Regions from separate parts of the Homo sapiens genome. Here region 1 is linked to region 2. A link is a contact called in ENCODE Hi-C or POLR2A ChIA-PET data. All regions are on one chromosome and are shown on one strand. Each heading gives the region's core, a stretch centred on a gene start or an enhancer-like site at or near the end of the contact. The rest is flanking DNA. Distances are from core to core; before and after follow the strand shown. Region 1 holds the start of ARFGEF3 (ARFGEF family member 3). Region 2 holds the start of PERP (p53 apoptosis effector related to PMP22).

Evidence for each region. Hi-C counts contacts between places; a loop is a spot of excess contacts on that map. ChIA-PET counts read pairs that join two places held with the same protein, here RNA polymerase II (POLR2A). Pooled maps may share reads with other maps.
Region 1: a loop to region 2 is called in a map of naive thymus-derived CD4-positive, alpha-beta T cell, with 2.1 times the contacts of the local background. The contact joins the promoter of ARFGEF3 here to the promoter of PERP in region 2. A Hi-C loop is called at or near these places in 7 of 168 maps with a recorded cell type or tissue (Caco-2, chondrocyte, dorsolateral prefrontal cortex and 3 more) and 8 of 50 pooled maps. POLR2A ChIA-PET finds 5 or more read pairs at or near these places in 6 of 52 experiments (CD4-positive, alpha-beta T cell, HEK293, PC-9 and 3 more).

The regions. Positions count from the first base shown.
Region 1 is chr6:138,158,988-138,163,552 of GRCh38, reverse strand. ARFGEF3 (ARFGEF family member 3) reads right to left here and starts at 1,614. Exons shown (of 34, transcript NM_020340.5): 1 at 1,382-1,614. The coding sequence starts at 1,466. RefSeq lists a silencer at 1,512-1,741 and an enhancer at 835-1,805.
Region 2 is chr6:138,105,751-138,110,915 of GRCh38, reverse strand. PERP (p53 apoptosis effector related to PMP22) reads left to right here and starts at 3,497. Exons shown (of 3, transcript NM_022121.5): 1 at 3,497-3,789. The coding sequence starts at 3,576. RefSeq lists a silencer at 3,319-3,368.

The sequences.
Region 1 (4,565 bases), core at 365-2,864, 55 kb before region 2:
ACGAATACTAGGAATGGCATGTTTAAAGCACAATTGGGCCCTGCTTTATCATGTTACCCAGCCATCTGTGACCCTTCATTAGAGGCATTTTGGAATCTAGCTTCGAATCACGCTGCTGAATGACAATGGCAACGGCAAAAATAGTACTGTGGCTTTAAGAGCCTTGCTGTTCTCTCAGATTTCTGGTCCATTTTTCTTTAACAGTAAGCTAGAATGGTCAAGTGCTGGTTCTACCTACAAGACAAACTTCCTAGACAATATTCTAGACAATTTTGTGATGATAGGCACAGGTTTAAAAAAAGATGCTGCTATAATTACCTGTACACACACCCAAACATATGTGAATTAAGACCATCTACATATTAAGAGTCACCTAAACCACTCTCAAAATTTTACATTTAGTGGAAAACCTGCTAAAGGCTCTTCTCTATCTCAGGCTGCATCAAAGCACACACAGTGTCATGACAGACAGTGATGGTTCTTGGTTGCAAGGGAAAGGGAGTCAATTTCATTTTTCAATTGAGTGGCAACTGAGGCATCACATCAGGCTCCAGCAAGGCAGAGAGAGGAGCCCATAGAGCTAGCTGCGCTGGCTTCTTCTTGGCCTTTCCTTTCTAAAAAGCATCACCATCACCCAAAGTATGCTTCTGATCTATTTGCATTACCATCCTGACCATTTTGATTGCCCAAACCCCGCCTAACTGAAATGTCTTTCCGTTTTTTTCCGCTGCTGAGTTCTGCAACCTGAGTCTGATGAGAAACACAAATTTGCTCCCTGGAACTTACTTCAACGCTAGCACAGCTCACAGCCCTAAAATCCCACCTGTCTGAAGGGCAGACCACAACAGAATTGCAGAGGTAACATGATCCCCGCCCGTATGTTATTTTTCATGTGCAATAACCAGGAAAGCTAACACTAAGCAAGCTGACCTCTATCAGGAAAATCAAATTAAACAAGCCTTTCCTTCCTGGTTCCACTCGCCAAGGATTCGACATCGGGGTTGTTGGTTTAACTTCCCTTTTCCCCAGAGGCGCTTCGCTGTCAGGCCCCAGGATTCGCACCGGCTCCGGGTCCTGCCTAACTCGGCGATGGGGAAGCATCGTCCCCAGCGCCGGGACCAGGAGAAGGGGGCCGCCAGGCAGGGAGGACAGCGGTTCCCGAGGAAGGTTTCGGAGAGTGAAAGAGACCGGAGGGGAGGCGGCTGATGTCCACGCCCGAGCCAAGACTCTCAAATCCCACATCAATTTCCCGAGGCGACTCTCGCAATCGCCAGAACGGCACCCATGACCGACGCTCCGCGAAAGCCCCACGCGCGGAGGCGCGGGTTCAGCCCCGGCCGCGCGGCCCTCCCGCCGCGGCGAGCAGGTGCCGGACGCTTACCCAGGGCCCAGGTGCAGCTCTCCTTGATGGCTTTGTACTTGCTCCCGGACGCCTCCTTCTGCAGCTTCCTCAGGATTTCTTCCATCTTGACCTTCCAGGCGCCGGGCCGCCGCCCACAGGGAGAGAAGCGCGGGCGAGCCGGGCCGGGGAAGCCGCCGCTGCCTGGCCCTGGGCGCCTAGGCGGCCGCCGCGCGCGCCCCCATGCCGCCCCGGCGCGGATGCTGATGAATCACGCCCGCTCCATGCCGCGGGCCACGTCAGCCCCGCGCCCCGCCCGCCGCCCCGCCCCGCCCGCCTGGGTCAGGTGCGCTCCGCTCGGCGGCGGCTGCGGGCTGGGGCCGGAGAGTGAGGCTGGAGGCCGCTGACCTGACCGCCGAGGCAGGCCCCGCGGGCGCCGCGCTTAGCGGAAAGGTGGGGACGGATGTCCGGAGCTGGCTCGCCAGCCGCCGGGAGGGAGCGCCTGGTCCGCGGCGGGCGGCGGGAGGCAGGCGGGGAGGGGCCTCGCCGCGGTCTTCGCACCCCCTGAGCCGACGGTGGCCGCGGGCGGAGTCGGAGCGGCCCAGCCCGGACACCGGGACCCCCAGCGTGGTGCAGGCGCCGCGCCCGCTGCATCCCGTCGTCTGCTAACCGGAAAATTCTTGCGTTCAGTCACTAACAGCTTTTTTGGGCCACTCCCTGTGCCAGGCTCGGGCGATGCAGCGTTGCACACACTGTGCCCCTGCCTGCAGGGAAACTCCAGTCAAGCTTTCAACACGCGGCGGGCGGTGGGCTGCGGTGGGGCTGGGGTAGAGCTTGATATGCCCAAGGAAACCAGGCCCAGAGAGGCTGGGTTACTTCCCAGACCAACAAGAGTTAGACTCCAAACACGTCCTGAATCCAAAGCCCCTTCTAAAAACCCCTATCTCCTCCCCTTCCCATCCTCTCTTGCGCTGAATTGCTGCCCTGTGAAAAATGTGGTGCACAAGGGCCGCCGCAGCAGAGGGCTTCTCATTGGGGTGAAAAGGGGGAGCCCCAGGAGACTCACGCGGGCGGTGGGGAAGGCAGTGTGACAGGGCACCCCGTGTTTCCTTTTTCTTTGAAAATGTTCCTGTGGTGGAAGTGAGGATGATGGACTGCAGAGGGGCAGACTGGCAGCTGGGAGAACAAAGGTTCTGCAGGAATCTAGAAACCAATTAGGCCAAGGGTGGGTAGAAGGGGAATAAAGGAAAGTATGTCAAGAGATATTGAAGGGTAGAAACAATAGGATTTAATGACACAATAGGGGAGAGACGGTGTATATGGGATGGCTTCCAGGTTACTTGTTTAGGAAATTGGGAGGATGGTGGCCCCATTCTTTAAAGAAGAGAAGATAAAAAGGGTTTGGATTAGGGGGGATATATGAGTTCAGTTTTGAACATGTTCAGATTGAAATGATAATGAGATACTTGTAGATTTTTTTTATGGACAGGAACTCAGGATAGAGCTCTGGGAGGGATGCCAGTATTTGAAGGGTGGTAAATATAGGAGTTGTTGATGCCTCGAGTTTGACAAAGGTTGCACAAGAGAGGGAGTGACGGCCCCCCTAATTCTCAAATCATGGGTACAGGAGCAAGGGCCCAGGGAGGAGGCTGAGAGGAGCAGTCCGAAATCCGAGGTGTAGGGGGTCAGCCAGGGGAGGGACTGCCATTGGAGGGTGTCCAACACATGGGGATGTCAGACTACTCCTTCGGCGCTCTTGGTACTGAGGAGGCAAAACCTACAAAGTCCCAGCCCCCAAGGATGCTTCTACCGCTACCCTCACGCCCAGTGAAGCCATCATTTAAAGAAAGGTTTAAAAAAAAAAAAGTAAAAACGCCGCAGCAGATAATGTACTTGGGTTAAAGAAAATTGTTAACTATTTGGAAAAATATATAGATCACAACTTTATATCGTGTAGCAAAATAAATTACAAATGTATTAAAAATTAAATTTAAGAATTAAATGATGAAAAGTTTAGAAGAAAGCATAAGTGAATATACTTATCTTAATGCATTAAGATTATTTCTAACAAACTAAGGCAGAAACTGAAGGAAAAAAGGTCAATAGATTTGACTATTTGAATATTTAAGACCTTTATGCCAAAAGTTTCATACAAAATTAAAAAGCAAATGATACTCTGAGGGATGGATTGAAGGAAGAAAAGATGATACCTCTAAATCTTAATTATATGTGGATTTATATTTTTGAATCTATTTTAAAGTATTTACTAGTTTTACAATTAAAAACAATTTCGTTTAAGCTGCAAACTAGGAAAATGTTTATATTAATGTCAGACATATAAAGTTTGAATAGCTTTGTTAAAAAAAAAAAGCTTTAACAAAGAATTAAAAAACAAATGCTCCTTCTTTTTTAAAAAAGCCAATATATATAAAGTCAGTTTACAGAGGAGAGAATACATATGACCCCATAAACTTATAAAAAATGTTCAAGTGCCTAATAAAGAGAACAAACTTTTAAATAAGATGCTATTTTCTATTAATCAAATTGACTGAGAGATTTTTTAAATGTTATTGAAGGAGCTGAACAACAAGGTCCTCTCATGTCTTGGGTGCTGGTCAGAGTGTAACTTGGTACTACATTCCTGGAGGGAGGGAGCCTGGATGTGTATGTGGCATAGGTATAGCTTTGACCTAACAATTCCACTTCTGGGAATTCATCCTAAGAAAGTGATTATGGAAATGGATAAGGATCTTTCTACAAGCATTTCAGTGTGTCTTTCAATTCTAAAAAAAGAGAAAACTAAATATGCAACAAGGATATGGATAGATAACCCATGATATATTCATAAAGCATCATATTATATAGCCTTTGAGAATAATGTGGGGGACTAGGCATGTTGGCTCATGCCTGTAATCCCAGCACTTTCGGAGGCTGAGGCAGGCAGATTGGTTCAGCCGAGGAGTTTGAGAGCAGCCTGGGCAACATGGCAAGACCTCATCTCTACTAAAAAAAAAAATTGTTTTTAATTTAAAAAGAATAATGTGGGAGAGAAATATTGAATAATATGAAAAGTGGTGTCGGGGGCAGTGGCTCACACCTGTAATCCCAGCACTTTGAGATGCCAAGGCAGGTGGATCGCCTGAGGTCAGGAGTTGGAGACCAGCCTGGCCAACATGGTGAGAACCCCCCTGCCTCTACTAAAAATACAAAAATTAGCCGGGTGTGG
Region 2 (5,165 bases), core at 2,248-4,747:
TGAGTTATTTTGAGACTAGACAGATTCTCATGTTCATTTGACAAGTGTTTCTTGGAATTTTATCATGTTCCAGGCACTGGGTACTGTGCACACAGTGGTGAGAGGTAACATGTGACACTTTTGTCAACATCTAATTTACATTGCAGTGGGAGTGGATACAAATTATTCAGAATAAATATATAATTAAAATTGTGAGAAAAGTTTTGAAGGAAAGACATACAGGGCTTTGAGGATGTGTAACGGGAACTTAATCTAGTTGGGGGCTTTCTGTGGAAGTGAAGTTTTGCTGAGGTCAAGGGGTCAGTAGGTGTTCATCAGGTCAGAGGAGCAGGACTGGGTGGGTGAGGTCGAAGAATCCTGGGTTGACGTTTACTGTGTATTCACAGTCACTGTTAATTTACATAAGATACTCTTGGTTTTCTGGATCATGGCTATTGGTTCTAACTCAGGCTATGCTATTATTAAGGACTCTCAATGGTCCACACCTATCACGTGATCTCATCAATGTTCAATGTGAAAAATAAGGCCCTGCATCTTTGCCAAATGGTTGACAGTGGGAGCATTTGCCACATCCAGAGGAAACTCAATCACTCCATATCTACTGGAGGGTACTTCATCCATGGACTCAACTGGACAGCCACAAGAGAACCATGTCAAAGGCCCAATGGTCCTACAGAGATGCCCAGAACGGTGGCAGGGAGATCATGTCACTGCAGCTTGGGAGATAACTAGGAGTAGTTTGGGTGTTTACAAGGACCAAAGAAGGGAAGAAAGGAGACATTTGGATACATCCATAAACTCTTACGAGTGCTTACTGTGATGAATAGCACTATCTCTGCTGTCAGGCTGCCTAGGTTGAAGCCTGGCTTTGCCACTCCGTGACTGCATGGTCTTGGGCAAGTTACTTAACTTCGTTGTGCCTCAGTCCCTTGTGTAAATGAAGGAGATGCTGGTACATGCCTCATAAGGTAGATGTGAAACACCCACTGGGACATAGTAAACTCCAGCAGATGTTTGTTAGCTGCTATTATTATTATTACTATTACTTTCTACCAATTTTTATTTTTAAAATTATTTATTTATATATTTTTGTTGGTAACAGTCATTGGTTTTATAACCATAACCCCAAATTAGAAAAATAAAACCTTTTTGTTTATGGTGATAGTTTCATGGGTATGTACTTATCTTCAAATTCGTCAAGTTGTATATATTAAATATCACTTTTTTGTATGTCAGTCAAGCCTCAATTAAAAAAAAACTTTCTGTAGGTGCAATTTACATTTTTGCCAAGTGCTCAGTGCTCAGGCGCAATCCCTACATTGTCCAGCAGGGGGAACTATCCAACTGCCTACTGTTCTCTATGAGCCATCATTTTATGAATATGGCTAGGATGAATGATTGCATTGTCTCAAATAACTTAGTCACTTACAGTTGGTATTCACCTATAGAATTTGCCCTTTAGAAACATGGACATTCCCCTCTTTCAATGTTCAAAAGTGGAAAACCTATATGAAAAATCATCATCATCATCATCAACCCTTACTATATGCAGGAACTATCTTGAGCACTTTAGATGAATTTGCTCTTTTAACAATCATTAAAACACTGAGGTTAGCACTGTCTGTCTTACAGATGAGGAAATGGAGGCACAAAAAACTGAACTAACCTGCCCAGTGTCACACAGCGAATATGAGAAAGCGTGTAAACCTGAACCATCCGGTTCCAGAGTCTGTACCACATGTTGGGTATATTATTGTTGGAAACCCACCAGGGTCAATGTGGTCTCTTCCAGAAATTGTGAAGAGCTAATCTCTTTGTGTTCACCTCGGCATTAATGAGCTCTTTTCCTCAAGCCCATCGGAAATGGTTTCATTGAATAACGAAAATAAATTATATATATCAAGTCCAAAATTATCCAGAGATATTAAGATGCCTGCAAAACTCTCATTTTGTCTGAAGCCACTTTGCTTCTGGTCAGTATTTGACTTATAAGAATTTTTTTTTCTCACAAATATATTATACATAGCTAATTAAACAAATATCTTCATTACTTTTGAAAACCCTGAGAACATAAATATCACCATTTTCTTCACACAGCTTCCACGATACAAAATTAACTTTTGGCAGAACACCCTCTTGTGTTCTTTGAAAGTGAAAATATTTTCCTGTAATAAAAATATATGACGTGGTTTATGTAAAACTTGAATTATGTAAAATGAAGGCTAGGGAAATTATTTCATGTATTTTCAGATACTTTCTCCATGCTTTTATTCGTCCTCAAGAATTGCCAGAAAATGGCATAAGTCAAAAGAGTATTCTGTTTCTATTGAGAATATCAAATTGGAATACAATTTAAAATATTTTTAAGTAGTTCCCACTTTTATATTAAATTAACAGAAAAAATAGGGGATTCAGAAGAAATCTTTGGAGGTACAGGGTTAAGACATGACCCCCATACGATGTTTCAGTGATTTTCCCAAGGCCACCGAGGTGCCTGACACTGAGAACTCCTTTGTCCTCAGCGGCACACCTGGCTGCCACCCCACCCTTCCTGTCACATCTTAGGAGTCAGAACTGCGACGGGAGCTAGCCCAGGACACCGAAGGGGGGATCCTAAATGCAGGTTGCATGCTGACGTATGATTTTTATTTGGAAAAACCTCAAAATAGTAAATGAAGAGTAGAGAGAGTGCAGTTTAAATAGGTAGAGATTCGTGATAGGAAGTGGACTGCAGCAGAGGCGACATGAAATTATCTGGGGAAGCCAGATGAAGCCTTTCCGAAAGGAAGCGAGCATTTGTTAAATTACATGTTCATTCATCAAATTCACTGAGCTCCCCTTGAGATCCAAACACGGTGCCGGACACTAAGGATACACAGATAAATTCAGCATCGCCTCCGCTTTCCAAAATCTGGCAACCCAGCAGGAAAGAACAGCATGCAAAGAGATAAGAGTACCCGGGGAGCCACGGTCCAAGGTGCAAAGGCGGAGCCTAGGAGGAAGGGATCACCTGTGTCAGCAGGGGTCAGGGACGGGCTTCTGGGTTTGGGTGCACGCGTCCAAAGGAGTGCAGCCTTTATCCACAGGTGCAATTAGAACACCCATCTCACACTGCTGAAAACTCAGATATGGCACTGCTGACCACCGCCCCACGATGCGACATCAGGGGTCAGATATTAGGCTGGCGCTGTGCAGATAAACAAGTGTATATGTTGGTGCGCCAGGAAGACAAAACACGCGCCTGGAGAGGCCAGGAGAGCGGGACTGGAGGGTTGTGGGACGCGCGGGACCCTCGGGCCGCCTTCCGCCGCCGCCCGGTGTCACCAGAACCCAGCCTGTTTACCAGCGGCCCCGCCCGCCCCGGCCCGGCAGGGCAGGTCGGGGCGGGCGCGCTCTGAGTCACCGGAATCTAGGTGGGGCCGCCCGGAGCGGCGTCCTCGGGAGCCGCCTCCCCGCGGCCTCTTCGCTTTTGTGGCGGCGCCCGCGCTCGCAGGCCACTCTCTGCTGTCGCCCGTCCCGCGCGCTCCTCCGACCCGCTCCGCTCCGCTCCGCTCGGCCCCGCGCCGCCCGTCAACATGATCCGCTGCGGCCTGGCCTGCGAGCGCTGCCGCTGGATCCTGCCCCTGCTCCTACTCAGCGCCATCGCCTTCGACATCATCGCGCTGGCCGGCCGCGGCTGGTTGCAGTCTAGCGACCACGGCCAGACGTCCTCGCTGTGGTGGAAATGCTCCCAAGAGGGCGGCGGCAGCGGGTCCTACGAGGAGGGCTGTCAGAGCCTCATGGAGTACGGTGAGTGCCCGCCGCCGCCGCCGTCGCCGCCTCCAGGAAGCCCTCGGGGCCGCGGCCTGCAAAAGCCGCCGCGCGTGATGGGCCCTCACAGGGTCGGGGGAGCCAGTGCTTTTCAGAATGCCTGTTTAGGACGAGCTCGGGCTCATGCATCCGACCTGAACCAAATGCAGCAGCAGTAGCTTTGGGTGGCCAACACCAAGCTCAGAAACAGAAAAAAAAAAAAGGCCGTAGTTCAAACTGTATAGTTTTTTTCCTGGGTTTTGTCGGTTACGTACGAAAGATTATTTCAAGCATTGCAAGTTTAGATGAGTAAATATAATGAACAAAGTTTCTTGGAGACCTGAAATTTCTTCCCATTTCTCTTCCTTCTCGTTTCTTCTTATGATTAAAATATAAATATTGAAATAACGTGCCTTCCCTAATATCAGTGGATTCGTTCAACTTGATATAGCTGAAAAAACTTTCTCATTTAAAAAAGCCCTTTCAGGCAGTTTTAGCAGTTAACGTTTTCAATAGATATTTCAGTCTACTTTACCGGTCAGGCTAGTTCTTGTTAGCTCTTGTTCTAGGGCGTGTCCTTTGGTTTAAGCATGGCATTGTTGTTTAGAAAACTTAATTATTTTAATCCGATTTGAAATCTAAAAAGCAAACACATTCCCTACACTCGCGACGTGAAGCAGAGTTGACAAATTTAATGTACCTAGCAGGTGAAGTACTGTATGCCATTTTCCCAGCATGGAGGAAGCTCCCTGCTTGCCTTGCTGAAAGTCAGGACTGGAGCATAGTTCTTGTCTGAGAAGGCATTTTCTTTCACAGTGGGAAGCCCCCTCTCCTTTCCTGGGGGTGGATGGGAATCACAGCTGGGGTCTACTGTGATTAGCAATGTGTGTGGGGGTGGAGATGGGGTCTGTGAGAGCCTAATAAAACCTTAAAGCCAAATGGGCTTTACCTACCGGGTTTAATAGTTTTAAACACAGACAGCAAGCTACCCTGCCTGTTTTCATTTCTTACTATTACCATTGACTTGATTTTTTTCTTTGAAGTGGCCCAGGGCTTCCAACCCAATCCTGTTTATTTGTGTTTCCGGGGGACTATATCAGCAACTTGGTGCCCTTTCTTTTGTGTAATCCTTTGGACGTCACTTCCCCACAAAAGGAAGCATGGTCCCCATTAGCCAGGTAATAAAATGTAAACACTGCAGAAAATTCCAGCTTTCTTTGCAGTTTGTGTGTTTTCTTCTCTGAAAACCCATACACTGTGCCAGCTCAGGTTTGTATCATCTCCAGTGTTTTAGGTTTTTAAAGCGAATTAATTGTTTTTTGAAATAATGTACCTCTATCTTCTAGTTAAAATGCATCTGAACTCAGTCTCTTCTA